Regions from separate parts of the Homo sapiens genome. Here region 2 is linked to region 1. A link is a loop called in an ENCODE intact Hi-C map of the cell type or tissue named here. Cell type or tissue: PC-9. All regions are shown on one strand. Links, peaks and the distances in the headings refer to the core of each region. The heading gives the core; the rest is flanking DNA.

Region 1 (7,844 bases), core at 1,571-5,570:
GACCCTGTTAAGAAGATGAAAAGACATACTACCAACTGGGCAAAATACTTGAAACCACATAGCCAACAAAGGAGTATTTAGAATATGTAAAGAATTCTCAAAACTCAGCATTAAAAAACAAACAAACTGGCGGGTGCAGTGGCTCACACCTGTAATCTCAGTACTTTGGGAGGCCAAGGCAGGTGGATCACCTGAGGTCAGGAGTTCAAGACCAGGCTGACCAACATGGTGAAACCCTGTCTGTACTAAAAATACAACATTAGCCGGGCATAGTGGTGCATGCCTGTAATCCCAGGGACTTGGGAGGCTGAGGCAGGAGAACTGTTTGAATCCAGGAGGTAGAGGTTGCAGTAAGCCAAGATCACGCCATTGCACTCCAACGTAGGCAATATAGTAAGATTCTGTCTCAAAAAAAAAAAAAATTAAAATGTGCAAAAGACATAAACGCATATTTCCCTGAAACAGATACATAGATAACAAGCATATGAAAAGAAATTCAACATTGTTAGCCATTAGGGAAATACAAATTAAAACCACAATGAGATATCACTACACACCTGACAGAATGAGGATGTAGCCGAGAAACTGAATCACTCCTACATCACTGGCAGGAATGTAAACTGGTACAACCACCCTGGAAGAGTTTAGCAGTTTCTTATAAAACTAAACACAGAACTACCATATGACCCAGCAGTTGCACTCTTGTGTACTTATCCCAGAAAAAATGAAAACACACAAAAACCTATAAAAGGAATGTTCAGTAGCTTTACTTTGTAACAACCCAAAACTGGAAACAACCCAGGCATCTTTTAATGGGTCAATGGTTAAACAAGCTGTGGTACATGCATACCATGGAATACTAGTGAGCAATAAAAAGTAACAAACTATTGACACATATAACAAGCTCAGTGAATCTCCAAGGAATTACCATAAGTGAAAAAAGCTAATCCCAAAATGTTACATACTTTACATTTTCATTTATGTAACATTCTTAAAATGGTAAAATTATACAAATGGAGGACAAAATCGTAGCTGCCAGGGAGGGGCAGGGTGGATGTGGCTATAGAAGAGATTCTGTGGTGATGAAATTGTTCTGTGGTGATGAAACTGTTCTGTATGTATCTTTACTGTATCAATATCAACTTATTGGTTACTATATTAGATTATAGTTTTGCACAATGTTACTATTAGGAGAAAATGGGCAAAAGAGTACATGGGGTCTCTCTGTATTATTCCTTACAACTACATATCAATCTACAATTATCTCAAAACAAAACATTTTAATGTTTTTAGATTGCATATCAACAATTTCGTATAGTTCACTTCAATACTTAAAATTCAGCTGAGTCAGCCAGGCGCAGTGGCTCACACCTGTAATCCTAGCACTTTGGGATGCCAAGATGGGTGGATCACAAGGTCAGGAGATCGAGGCCATCCTGGCCAACATGGTGAAACCCTGTCTCTACTAAAAATACAAAAATTAGCCGGGCATGGTGGCGCACACCTGTAATCTCAGCTACTGGGGAGGATGAAGCAGGAGAATCACTTGAACCCAGGAAGCAGAAGTTGCAGTGAGCCGAGATTGAGCCACTGCACTCCAGCCTGGCGACAGAGCAAGACTCCGTCTCAAAAAAAAAAAAATTCAGCTGAATCACAATTCAACCTAGGCTCATGACTTCATGACTGCACTGGACTTCCTCACTACCTCTTGCTCACTCAAGGAGGCCAAAGACCATTTGCTAAGTCCCAGGGTGGAGGTATGGAGGACTCAAAGAGGTTACAGTAGCATGGAGGCCCAGGTCTGTCAGGAAGAGTTAAGTTACCCTCCCAGTTCAGAGTGAGGCCCTTAGTGGTCTAGAAAAGTAACACTCTATAATAAATTTTAGATGCAGTGGCTCATGACTATAATCCCAGCACTTTGGGAGGCCAAGGTGGGAGGATTGCTTGAGCCCAGGAGTTCAAGACCAGTCTGGGCAACATAGTGAGCCCTTGTCTCTACAAAAAAAATCAAAAGATTAGCCCAGTGCAGTGGCATGCATCTGTACTCCCGGCTACTTGGGAGGATTGCTTGAACCTGTGAGGTTGAGGCTGCAGGGGGCCATGATCATGCCACTGCACTCCAGCCTGGGAGTTTTTGAGACAGAGCAAGACCCTGTCTCAAAAAAACAACAACAAAAGAGAGAGAGACAGAGAGAGAGAGAAATTTGGGAAAAACCCATTTTATTCTTTCTCTAATTCAGAAGAATAGGAAGCTGGCCCAATGTGGTGGCTCACACCTGTAATCCCAGCACTTTGGGAGGCCAAGGCCAGCAGATTGCCTGAGGTCAGGAGTTTGAGACCAGCCTAGTCAGCATGGTGAAACCTCATCTCTAATATTAGCTGGCCATGGTGGCACGCGTCTGTAGTCCTGGCTACTTGGGTAGCTGAGACAGGAGAATCACTTGATCCTGGGAGAGGGAGGTTGCAGTGAGCCCAGATTGCGCCACTGCACTCCAGCCTGGGTGACAGAGCAAGATTCTGTCTCAAAAAAAAAAAAGAAGAAGAAGAAGAATAGGAAGCTCTAAATATGAAATGAAGAAGGAAACTGGGGAGAAGGTAGAAATTGAGAGATGTTCTCTGTCTATCAGCAATAAGCTGCTTTCTTCTACAGCAGCTCACTCTCCCTGGCATCCGGACTGAAGAAATAGGCCTTTAGAAGAGTGACCTTGGCTGGGCGCGGTGGCTCACACCTGTAATCCCAACACTTTGGGAGGCTGAGGCAGGTGGATCACTTGAGGTCAGGAGTTCAAGACCAGCCTGGCCAATAGGATGAAACCTCCTCTCTACTAAAACTACAAAAATAGTCAGGTGTGGTAGTATGCGCCTATAATCCCAGCTACTCAGGAGTCTGAGGCAGGAGAATCACTTGAAGGCAGAGGTTGCAGTGAGCCAAGGTCATGCCATTGCACTCCAGCCTGGGCGACAGAGGGAGACCCTGTCTCAAAAAAAAAAAAAAAAGTGATCTAATTAGCAAAGCTACTCAGGAATGGTGACCACGTGCCACCAATTAGGGTTGCCCTCTGTCCTGGGACCTTTCACCTGGCCTCAGGGTTAAGACACCTAGAAATCTAGTCCTGGTTAACCAAACCATCTGTAAAAGACTAGTTATGTCCTTTCTCCTCCTAGCTTACTACTTGACCACCAACACTGCTACTCACTCCTGTTAGTGGAGGAAACTTAACCAGATGACCTAGAAGTTCCCTTCCAGGGTCTCCCACTCTCCTTCCCTGTGCATCCTGACTCTCACTGGCTGGTCTGAAGTAGTGCTAAGTGTTAATAGCCCCATTGGGCCTGGCTTAGAGACTAACCTTTTATTCCTGGTGAGTCCTGGCACATCCAGTGGATTGAAACAGCTCCTTGGAGAGGCCTCCTTGCTCACTGCTTCGACTTCACTGGTCAGAGAAAGATGCAAGGGACATTCTTTGGCTTGCCCTTTTAGTCCAAACATCACATGATTTTATGGCACTCTTCCAACTGGAGCTGAAAAAAGACCAGAAGCCTCTGACTCCCACAATCACTGCTCGCTCCAGGCAGATCCAGTGGCAGGCTTTTGCCACAGTCTCTGGAGTCCATGGGAAAAGAATGTGGTCTGAGAGAAGATCTTCCACCAAGTGGAAACACCCAAGTGCCTGAGGCACATTCATGAGCATGAGCAACATGGAATTTCTTTTCAAATGTCAAAAATGCAAACCAAGTAAGCCCACTTATTTGTACATCTGGTTCACTGGGCTTGGAGAAAAACAAAATGGGAAAAAAAAAATCCTGAATTCCATGCATGTCATTGTGTTTACAAAGCTAGGTCCAGAAATATGATTATGACAGTACTCAAAGTCAACAGGATACAAGATCCGTGTGTGTGCATGCATGTATATGCACACATGTGTGTGGTGTGAGTGGAGGAGAGCTAGTAGAAAGGACCTAGACTTCCCAGCTAAGCACAACTGTATGAATCCTGGCTCGGCCACTGACTGACTTTACAGCCTTGGCCAACTTGCCTAACTTCTCTAAGTCTCTGTTTCCCAATCTGTAAAATGGAAATAATACCTAGCACCTAATTCACAGTTGTGATAAGTTTTGCTGTTACATGTAAATGATGAAATAGTCTCAGTAAATGATAGCTTACTATAATACTTTGTCCATTGAGAGAGACAGTGACAGACAAAAAGGATGGCTTTTTTTTTTTTTTTTTTTTTTTTTGAGACAAGGTTTCACTCTGTCACCCAGGCTGGAGTACAGTGACATGATCTCAGTTCACTGTAGCCTCAACCTCCCAGGCTCAGACATTCCTCCCACCTCAGCCTCCAGAGTAGCTGGGACTATAGGCACACACCATCACACCCAGCTAATTGTTTTATTTTCTGTAGAGACGGGGTCTCACTCTATTGCCCAGTCTGGTTTGAATTCCTGGGCTCAAGCGATCCTCCCACCTCAGCCTACCAAAGTGCTGGGATTACAGGCATGAGCCACCATACCTGACAGAATGGCTTTTTTTTTTTTTGCAATGAATAAATAAATGTGTGGTATATGCATGTGTGTGGCTAAAGAGAGAGAAATAAGAAGGTCTTGGTTTTTGGAGAAGATCACATCCTTGAAACTTCATTATTTAAATGTCTTTCTTTTATTATGCTTGAGGAACCCTGTTGCCCGTCCTCTTTTACAGAAAGTTCCAGAATATAACCTAAACTATATAACCTAATATAAACTTATATTCCAGAATATAAGCTAAACTATATAACCTAACCCAAATGCCTCTGGAGCCACTGGAACCAATAGTGTTGTTTCACATTTCTGTTTCCCCAGTGGCAATGACAATAGGACTGTCATTAGCACAGAAAACAATTAAGGGTAGTCTCCACTTTAAATTTATTTTTTAATCTAAAGCTTACAAGATTAAGGAGTGATACCTACATGTGGCTAGTAGCTATCTATTGTATGTCATAGTCATGAAACATTTCTATCATTCCAGAATATTCTGTTGGACAATCACTGCTCTAGAAACATGCTTCATGTACTTTGGGCTTGTTTCAAGATCTATATCCACAAGCAAAGCATTTTATTCCAAAGCCCTTCTTATTTCGCTATGGTTTACTCCTATTCCTTTCTCCTTCGACTAGTGTACACTGAACATCCACAAGTATCAAAACTTACAGTGGATTGTCAAATAGGCTGCACTCTCATTTTGCTAAAAAGTTCACAAGATGAAAGAGTGAGACCTACATGTGGCCAGTGGCTATCTATTGTATGTCACAGTCATGGAACATTTCTATCATTACACAATGTTCTATTGGACAAGGGCTGCTCTAGAAACATGATTCACGTACCTTGGGCTCATTTCAAGATCATTTCAAGATCTGCACAAGCAGAGCATTTTATTCCAAAGTCCTTCTTACTTCACTATGGCTTACTCCTTTTCAGAGATTATAATTTTTTTTTTTTTTTTTTTGGAGCAGGGGATGGAGTCTTGCTCTGTTGCCCAGGCTGGAGTGCAGTGGCGAGATCTTGGCTTACTGCAACCTCCACCTCCTGGGTTCAAGAGATTCTCCTGCCTCAGCCTCCAGAGTAGCTGGGATTACAAGCACTCACCACCATGCCTGGCTAATTTTTGTATTTTTAGTAGAGACGGGGTTTCACCATGTTGGCCAGGGTGGTCTCGAACTCCTGACCTCAAGCAATCTGCCCACCTCGGCCTCCCAAAGTGCTGGGATTACAGATGTGAGCCACCACATCTGGCCATAGATTATTGTTTCTCCTTCAACTAATGTACACTGAACATCCCCTGTGTATCAAACCTTACGATGGATTGTCAAATAGGCTGTACCCTCATTTTGCAAAAAGTGCATGAAATATAGACATACTGGACTATCCCCTTTGCAATGGTCTGAATGTTTCTGTCTCCCAAAATGTGTACATTAAAACCTAATCACTAGGGTGATGGTATTAGGAGATGGGGCCTTTGAGAGGTAATTAGGTCATGAGGGCAGAGCCCTTATGAATGGATTAGTGACCTTATAAAAGAGGCCCAGAGAGCTGCCTTTCCCCTTCCACCATGTGAGGACACAGCAAGAAGACATTATCTATGAGGCAGAAAGCATGCCTTCACTAGAGACCACATCTGTCTTTATCTTGGACTTCCCAGCCTCTACAACTATGAGAAAGAAATTTCTGGGCTGGACATGGTGGCTCATGCCTGTAATAACAACACTTTGGGAGGCTGAGGTGGGAGGATCACTTGAGCCTAAGAAGTCAAAGGTGTAAAGAAAGAAAAGAAAAAGAAAGAAAGAGATTTCTGTTCTTTGTAACTACCCAACTCAATTTATAGTATTTTGTTACAGTAGCCCAAACAGACCAACATACCCCCTTTTGTGGGGTTGTGGGTGGACACTCAACCCTTGGGCAAGTTATTTAATCTCTCTGACCTTCATAGCATTGTAGGGAGGATTAAACAAGATAGTGAAAAACACTTAGTAAACACTCACTAAATGGTAAGCATTATTGTTCATAACATCATCATCATCCCAGTTGGCAGGGGACGCAAAGGAAAGGAAACTCAGTCTTATCCATAACAGGATAATTTGAGCATTGCAGGCCTTCCTTGAATTGAACACAGAACTGTCTTCTTATGGCATTTTGTTGCTGGTCTTTGTTCTGCCTTGGGCTACTCATTACAGCTGAAGAATACAAACAGTTGCCCCCTCCCCTGTCACACCCTCCTTCTGCTCCTTCTATATCCTTTCCCTGTCCTTTGAATATTTTCTCCTTTCACAATATCTTTCTAAAAAATAGAACCTAGAGCCCTCCTAAGTTCTTCATATATTGCCCAACTTCTATGTTCAATGTCTACCAAGATGCATGGCCATGAGAAAGGATTTAAAGCATTTTAAAAATTTTATGAAGATTATACTTCTGCAACTGAATGTTGAAACCTAAATGTAGAACGTTGTTCATATCTATTCCACACAGACAAGCACGTACATACACATACATGATATTATTTACACAAATGGTGTCATAATGTACACATTGTTCATATTTTTTATTTATAATAAATATATCTGGCAATATTTCCAGTGTCGAGTTCAATTATATGACCACTTTCATGAATCTGAATACAATGCTACATTTCCATTATAGAAACCAAGATTTTATCAGATGTTTTTGAGGGTGTGGAAGATTTTTTAACATTAGGTTGAGCTAATTTAGAGTCATCTAACATCTTAGAATTTTTTTCATATAAATTGTTATCAAACCAAGTTTCTCCTATCCTATATACTTTTGTAACTGAATTTTAAAACATAAATATAGAACTTAGCATTTAATTGCATTTTGTTGTTTTGATCTAGACTCAAGGTCTTTTGAAATCTTTGCTTTTTATCCAAATAGTGATCTCTCCCAGCTGTAAATCTAATCAGCATGATTTTACTTGCATCTAAGTCACTGAACCATCCAAGGCTAAGAAGGAAGCCTTGTACATGATGAAACAAGTGTGACCTTGCTTTAAATACATGGATCTACTTCCCCTCCCACTGATCTTTGCAGGAGTCTTGCTCTAGGACTACTGGATCCTGTCCCTCTGATTTTCCTCCTCCCCCATTTTAGGTCTCCCTGATGAGACGTGAGATAAAGATAGTCAAGTGTGGTGAAGGAGGGAATGCATAGTCTACTTTCCTTCTCCCTAACAGCTTTGGTGACAAAATCAAAACTCAACATAAGAGGAGTTTGAAACAATAGAGATAAAGTAGGATTTGGGGTTCTACCGAAGAGCCTGGTTGGAAGTTAAATAAGATCAGAAACTCATTTGAGGAATC
Region 2 (7,844 bases), core at 2,607-6,606, 73 kb after region 1:
AACTTTGCATGTTAGCATACATGCTGCTGAAATATGACACTAGCACCTGTATAAAAGGGACAGGTTCTTACTAAAGAACCGAGCTGCTGACTGTAAGGAAATACCTGGTCCTGCTCTGTATAACCAGTGCTTCCTTTAGGTACTGTATCTAACTAACTAAAAACTCAGTTTCTATGTGGCTGTTTCCTACCAAATTATAAGCATCCTTTAATTCCATATCTCCTCACCAGTCAGCTTCCTTTCCTCTCTCCCAGACCCTCTCCCTCCCCCAATCCATCCTAGACACAACTCCAAGATAGACCTTCCAAAAACACAAGGTGGCACAAGTCGCTCCCTTGCTGACACCACAGTGTGTTCCTTGGCTTGTAGGATGGCATGGATGAATACTCCTTAGGATAGCATTCAAGGTCTCTCTGATCTAGCTGGAAACTACTTCTCAACCTCACCTCCCACCCTCATTTCCTTATCATTCATCCTTTGACCCCTTGTCTGTGCCAGGCACAGAGTCAAGTGCGACTGTGGTTCCTACCCTCCCGCAATCTACAGACTCGTGGAGGAAAGACGGAACAGAAGACAGAGGTGGACACCCCAATCTGACCTCAGGTCCAAAAGAAGCTTCCCACACTGGAGTTGGGCTTCTGAAGGGCTAGCAAATGTTGGCTGGAAGAAACACCCTTCAGTTTGTGTGTTCCTCTAAGAAGCTTTCCCTGATCATTTTTCTCCTATCTTACCTTGAGAGTTAATCCCCCCTTCTGTAATCTACCAGCACATGGGCTAAAGTTAGTTCATTCGGTGTCTGTACTACAGAGGTGTTCCCTTTGGGAAGAGGCAGCCCTGTGGGCCCCCAGCTGAGTAAACACATTGTGGCTATGCACACATTTCAAGATGCTCATTTCTCCAGGCAGACTCAGCCGTGTGCCGGAGAACACAGCTCGGTGGGCAGAACCAGGGTTGGACTACAGGCCTCACACACCCCTTAGCCAGGTTCCCCTCAACAGGCCACGATTTGTACAATCATATGCAGTGGCCTTGTACCTTTACCTGACATTTCACTCCTCCAGTGGAACAGACATTGTTTACAAATCCTCCAGAGCAGATTATAATCCCCTTGAGGCCAGAGGCTATCTTAACAGTCAAGCAAGAGCCACTCTACTTGAGATGAAGAATTATCATACCTTTGAACTCTTCCACCTTCCCATCCACAGGACCCTACAAATTATTAGATGAACTTCTCATTACACCCTTTACCATACCTTACTTTTTGTATCGTTCACCCCTGACAGCCACGGTCATGACTTTCAGGCAATTAAGACTCAGAAAACCCTTCTCAACAAATGAAACATCATGTGCAGCAATGTTTTTTTTTTTTAAATGCTATCTTATAGTCTGATTCTTTGGCAAGCCTTGAATAACTGAGGAAAATTACTGAATTAAGCAAAGCATTCTCTTACCTGATTAGACTACATAAGTGGACATTTGGTGCATGTTGCCCTTGGTTCTCACAACCGTTGCTTCAGTCTACACAAATTGGTGCAGAAAGATCATTACCACAGGTTGTGTTTGGATCCCAAGCCTGATCTCTTAACAAGGAAGGGTCTGTTCCCAACAAGTGGATGCTTGCTCCTCCTGAAGCTATCTGACATTCTTAAACACCCACAAAATGCATGAGTCAACTCTGAAAGATTTCTGAGATTAGGATTCCAAAGTATTCTCTGACAGAAGCAGCAGGAAGTTTAGCATTAAGGAAACAATTTACCGTTTTTAACATATAGGTACGCGGAAGTCACCTCAAGGAAGGTTGTACAAGGCTTCACCAACAAAACTCAACTGCTTCTCTTTGTGCCATCTCCTCTGGGTGTCTGTGTGACACAGATAAATTTTACCCTAAAAGTGTCCTAATAAATCCCAAGCCAGCAGGGATTTGTAAGCTATTCCTAAAGAAGACAACAAAGACAGGTTTATAACTTATTTAATATAATTTTTAAAACTTTGAAACTGTAAAGACTATAATCCTACTCATTTTTGTTCCTTTGGATATTAGACTAATATGCTCGTGGCATATTAGTCACTGGTCTCTGAGGGAAAAAGAGACCTCATATGGAATACACCCGTCTTCAATACCTTTCCTTTGTCATTTAGTCTGCAATATTTAGCTCATGATAGCGGCAATTATTGTTGGTCTTCAACCAAAGGAAGTTGTAGCCAACATTACTCAAATCTGTGATCTGCACAATCGATTATCACCTAAGTCAAAAGCAGATTAATAGTAAAATGAAAAATTATTTAACCTAGATTTGAGCTCGAAAGTACAAATATGCATCTCTTAATCACTAATTGTGAGATTAAAAATGAAAGAATTTGTAATGTGATTTATTTCCTGACATCTGCATTTTATCAAGGGACAATACCTTTTTAAAAACACTGAAATACTGGAATGGCTTCATACTGAGGCAATGGCAAATATGACACCAGGAACTACTACTGCCAGGCTGGGAATCAGGAGTCCCAGCTCTTTGTTCTGCTTTCAGCTCACTGCCCACAGGACTCTCAACACAGCAATGTATTTCACTTATCGTGGCCTCAAGTTTCCTCATCTGCAAGAGAGAGGTAGACCGTTCGACCTCTGCTATCTCTGTGGTGGCACTTCAACTCCCTGCATTTGGAGGCTTGTGTGAAGGGTAGAGGACTAGCCTCCCCACACCAGCTTTCCTTAAACCACAGAGGTTCCATCTCTGTGGTGAGGAGGGGACTTTACAGACTAAGGAGAGTCTCCCGGCATTCACGGGCAGCGAAATCAACTGATCATTATGCCCGTTCTAAACGTGAGAGGTGGAGTCGGGATGGGAACTCAGGCCTGAATCATCATTTAGTGTTCTTTCTACCATACTTTCCCTAGAACGCTTCCTGAGAATAAGGGCCAATGCTTCATGAGGCCTCTTCACTCTTTTCTCTCTAGCCAGACTGGATATTTATATTCACTTAGTCTAATTTTGTACCCAGGGTCCAGAAATGTGTTGGCAGTGGGTATGCTTCTATAATAGCCAAGATAAAAAGATGCATGGACAACAGCCATGACTTTGGGTAGGGGAGGGGCTGGCATTACTGAAAAAGAAGGTGATCCAATCTCTAAGCACAAAGGATATCCAGACAATTCTTCCTCCTTAGGCTTTCTCATTCCGCCAGCAGATCAATTATTATTTCACCCTTCATATTTATTCAAAGAATAAAACAGTACAGTAACCTTCTTTTAAAATTAAATAAGTAGTGAAAGTAAAAGATACTGGAGCTTCATAAGCCAAAAAATTTTGGACGTCCTATGTCAAGTGTATTTTCTTGGCCCGGGATAGGAACACATGCATTCATAAACACACCATGAACATCTGGTGTAATACCACACGCGGCTTTATATAAGCAGCGGAGGAGAAAAGCAGATTGGGATGAATGCAACAGAAGTTGGGCAAGGGAGCAAATAGGAAAACGGCAAGTAATCTGAAAGATTTGCCAAAATCACAGAAGAGTTTTAAACCCAGAATGTTTAACCGTCTCCTCAAGCTCATGTTCTGGAAATCTGCCTTGGTATCCACCATAGCAGGCACTTTCAGCCCTACAGAGTAGGATTACATTGGAAATCTCAGGGGCCCTCTGGATTTTCTTACTCTGTAAAAACCATAGAACAGCCTCCCTGTAACCTGAGCACAGCCCAAGTACTAGACGCATTCAGAGGATAAGGAGGAATGTCACTTTTAAAGCAACACAAATAGTAATTCCTTGCCATTGCACAAGGCCCAGAGTGTGAATCTATCCGGCTGTGCCATGCACCTTGTTGGCTGCCTCTCTGAACAGGATCTTGGCTGCAGCTCAGCAGAAGCAAGGCTGCTATTCTCCAGTGCCATCTGCTCACACAGGATGGATTGCTACTGCTGCCCATGAGAGTCTTCCCTCTCTCTCTCTGTAGTAACTCTGGCAATGCCCTGTTGGAGAACTACAGCAAGGGCTCCAAAAATGTGTGCTGCTCAGCAACCTCCGGAAGGGAAACGGGAACAGGGAGAGCTGATGCGGACACTCTTCTGACAGGACCTCCTCAGCAATCAGCAAGGACAAGCAGTCCACTGAGCGGGCCAACACACAATCATCCTTCAACAGCCAGCAAGAACAACGATACCAGTGGCAACAGTAATGAAACACTTAGGAAGTACTGGACCAGGGGTTGTCAAATGAAGGTCATGACCACTATTTTGGTTGTTTAAAATAAAAAGTGGCACACAAAAAGAGAAAATATTATACATTCTTAAAATGTGTTTCACTTAATTGCAGGATTAAGCTAATTCCTACCATGGAGCACATTAAAAATAGATATCCATAAAAATTTTAAAAAGAAAAAATAAATAAGCAAATATTGGGTCAAGTCTTTCTATACTCCCTTGTACGTATTATCTCAATTAATTCTTACAACAACCGTATGAAGTAGTACCATTATTATTCTTGGTTTGTGGTTGAAGAAATAGAAAGTGTTTGAGTAACTTGCCTGGCTGGCTTCCCAGTCAATGTGGTTCCAAAGCCTGAACTCTTAACACATGCCCTACAGCAAGTAGCTCCCTAGACCCTGTGTCCAAAGCCTTTGCTCACTTCCTCAAGCAATTTCTCTCACACCGTAATTCTTTGTTCAACCATCTGTCCCTTTCCCCTTTCCCCTTGTGAACTGAGAACACCTCAAGGGCAGGTCTTGTTGAGCTCAGTGACTTAAACAAAGGCTCAGGGAGCAAAGGATCCCAACAGTATTTTTTAAATTAAGTGAGTAAATGAGGTATGTTAAAAGAAAAAAGAAGGCAAATTGTAGCCAAGAAAAAAATAATAATAAGTCCTGACACTCGAGGATCTGTCTTTGCCAAAGGGAAATTCGGTCTCTGAATTTAAGAAAGAAAATTAAGAAAACTCAGTCTCTGAATTAAGAAAACGAGTTCCTTGTATTCTTAGAGAGACTTGGGGGAAAATAAACTTCATCTAAAAATTTAATCAGGTTAAAAAAAAAACAACTAGAGTGTCAAAACATCTGCCTATGCTTTGCTCTGGGCCCTTCATTCAGGAAAAACTAATGAGTTTTTGGATCAATAAAGGTAAGGCTAGGGTTTATTTGGGGGGTTGAGGGTGAAGAGGGAAACTATTCTGGATTAGAAAGCCAAATCCTTCTGGTATTGGAGGATTGAAAGCTGAGGAACAGAAAAAGAGCAGACTCTCCAGAAGGGAAAAGAGCAAGAAATCAGTGAGCTGAACCTAAGCCAGGGGAGGGGCAGGCAGTGGCTGAAGGGGTGTGTGGGGAATGGCTGATAGGTTTTTAGGACACCGGTGTCTAACATGCCATGTCAACTTCCTTGTGCCAGACTCTAATCCCCATCACCCCAAACCTTAATACAACCACCTCAGCTAAGTAGTCTATTTTTTTTTTTTTGAGACAGGGTCTCCCTTTGTCACCCAGACTGGAGTACAGTGGCACAATTATGCCTCACTGCATCCTCAGCTTCCCGGGTTTAGGGGATCCTGCCACCTCAGTCTCCTAAGCAGCTGTGGCTACAGGCGTGCGCTACCACGCCTGGCTAATTATTTTTGTATTTTGTAGAGATGAGGTTCCACCATGCCGCCCAGGCTCGAACTCCTGAGCACAAGCGATCTGCCCACCTTGGCCTCCCACAGTGCTGGGATTACAGGTATGAGTAGTGCTTTGGGAGAAGGAAAGAAGGAGGGTCGGGTCCAACATGGGATGAAGTCATACAGAAAGGGCAGCCTTTCCAAGGAAAGACTGAAACGCAGAAGTGAAAAATTACAGGGAAGTATGCAATCTGAGGAAGAGGTGACCAGAGAAAATACCCAGTATTAGAGATGTGGTGTGGAGTGCCGGGAAGCCACTGAGTAAAGGATGAGGGCCCAAGTCTTTCTAATTCGGTATATAAAGCTGGAGGACAGGGACAGCTGATCTGCTGTATGTTAACTCTGTGGTGCAAGCCAAGTGCCATGGACTGTTACCCAGGGTCACTAATATCCCCCACCATGAGAACACATTTACTCCAACATGGTGCAGCCACTACCATGCCACACACCATAATGATTCAATACTGACGACCAAGACTTGTGGTTCAAAAATCTCTTGCTAGGCCGGGCGCAGTGACTCACGCCTGCAATCCCAGCACTTTGGGAGGCCAAGTCAGGTGGATCACTTGAGGTCAGGCATTCAAGACCAGCCTAGCCAACGTGGTGAAACCCTGTCTCCACTAAAAATGCAGAAAATTAGCCAGGCTTGGTGGCACATGCCTGCAATCCCAGCTACCTGAGAGGTTGAGACAGGAGAATCGCTTGAACTCGGAAAGTGGAGGTTGCAGTGAGCACAGATCATGTCATTGCACTCCAGCCTGGGCAACAGAGCGAGAGTTCGTATCAAAAAAAAAAAAAAAAAAAAAAAAATCTCTTGCTGGCCAAGATGGCCCAGAAGTAGAAATAGCGAAGAAGAAGAGAAGAAAGCATCGCATTTCATCTTGCAACTCTGGAAGTCTTATTCTACTAATTAATCTAAGAACGAGCTGATAAAATTACCCAATAAGAAACCTCAAACTCTGCCAGATTTTGCTTTCTGGGTAGGACAATCTATTCCCACAGTTGTCTCTATTCCAATATATGAGTTCCTGGATATCTGAGGATGTTTCCGTCATAAATCAAACCGCCTGTAGTGCATCAGGCCCCTGATTTCCATTCGTAAGCTTATTCTATACCCAAGTCTCTGCATCTTATTTGATTCCATACTGCTATTCCAAACAGCACATTCATGAAATTGAATGCTCCACCAGATATACTAATTTTAGAGTCACTTTAAAATTGTCACACTTTCTCCACCGCCAAATAAAAGGAGGAAAACAAAGCAGGCATATATAATTCAGCAGCTGCCACAGCTGCTCTCTAAAAACTGGTACAAAGAAGGTGACATATTCGAGACAAGAATCTCCCCTCCCTTTTTTCTTTTTATTTAACACTAAACCAGAAGATACCTACAGTCTTTAAAGACGATTAACTTTTTTAACTTGGTGCAGTAGAGCTACTTCACCAAGGCAGCAACGTCTGGCATCAGTCAACAAACAAAAGTTACGTTTTAAAAAACGTAAAGCTTACGTTTTAAACTCATTCCAAATATATATATATTTGGGAAGTGTAATGAGTTTAAATATATATATATATATATATATATATATATATATATATATACTTGAGATGGAGTCTCTCTCTGTTGCTCAGGTTGGAGTGCAGTGACACAATCTTGGCTTACTTTAACCTCTGCGCCTGGGTTCAAGCAATTCTCAAGCCTCAGCCTCCCGAGTAGCGGGGATTATAGGCATGTGCCACCATGCTAATTTTTTATTTTTACTAGAGCTAGGGTTTCACCATACTGGCCAGGCTGGTCTAAAACTCCTGACCTCAAGTGATCCACCCACTTCAGCCTCCCAAAGTGCTGGGATTATAGGCATGAGCCACCATGCCTAGCCCTAAGTATATAATTAGATTCCACTTCTTTGCGACTTAAAGACATGACAATCTTCAGATAAATTTAAACCTAATAAAATCCAATGATAGCTGCTATGGTGATTATCAGTCTATTCAACCCTATATATTTTAGGCAAACGATCAACAACATTCGTTTTACCTGACCTTTTAAGAGCAACTATTGGCTGGGCACAGTGGCTCACACCTGTAATCCCATCACTTTGGGAGGCCGAGGTGGGCAGATCAGGAGGTCAGGGGTTTGAGACCAGCCCGGCCAATTTAGTGAAACCCCGTCTCTACTGAAAAAACAAAATTAGCCGGGC

Evidence for each region. A loop is a pair of places that touch in the nucleus more often than their neighbours do. Peaks named below come from ENCODE experiments on the same cell type or tissue, not always from the same donor. Only the 100,000 strongest peaks of a DNase experiment are listed, where the experiment ranks them.
Region 2: it touches region 1 in a loop (3-fold over the local background); 1 of 110 quality-filtered maps calls a loop at or near these places.

Annotation. Positions count from the first base shown.
Region 1 is chr1:65,243,807-65,251,650 of GRCh38, reverse strand. No RefSeq gene overlaps it. Among named protein-coding and RNA genes, the nearest start is that of DNAJC6-AS1, 62 kb to the left of the region's middle. In PC-9, for the core only: no CTCF peak of the experiment used is centred there; a DNase peak (open chromatin) is centred at 3,650; H3K27ac peaks cover 1,772 bases.
Region 2 is chr1:65,171,465-65,179,308 of GRCh38, reverse strand. All of the region lies in intron 1 of AK4 (adenylate kinase 4), which reads right to left. Among named protein-coding and RNA genes, the nearest start is that of AK4, 27 kb to the right of the region's middle. In PC-9, for the core only: no CTCF peak of the experiment used is centred there; DNase peaks (open chromatin) are centred at 3,699 and 4,618; H3K27ac peaks cover 1,618 bases.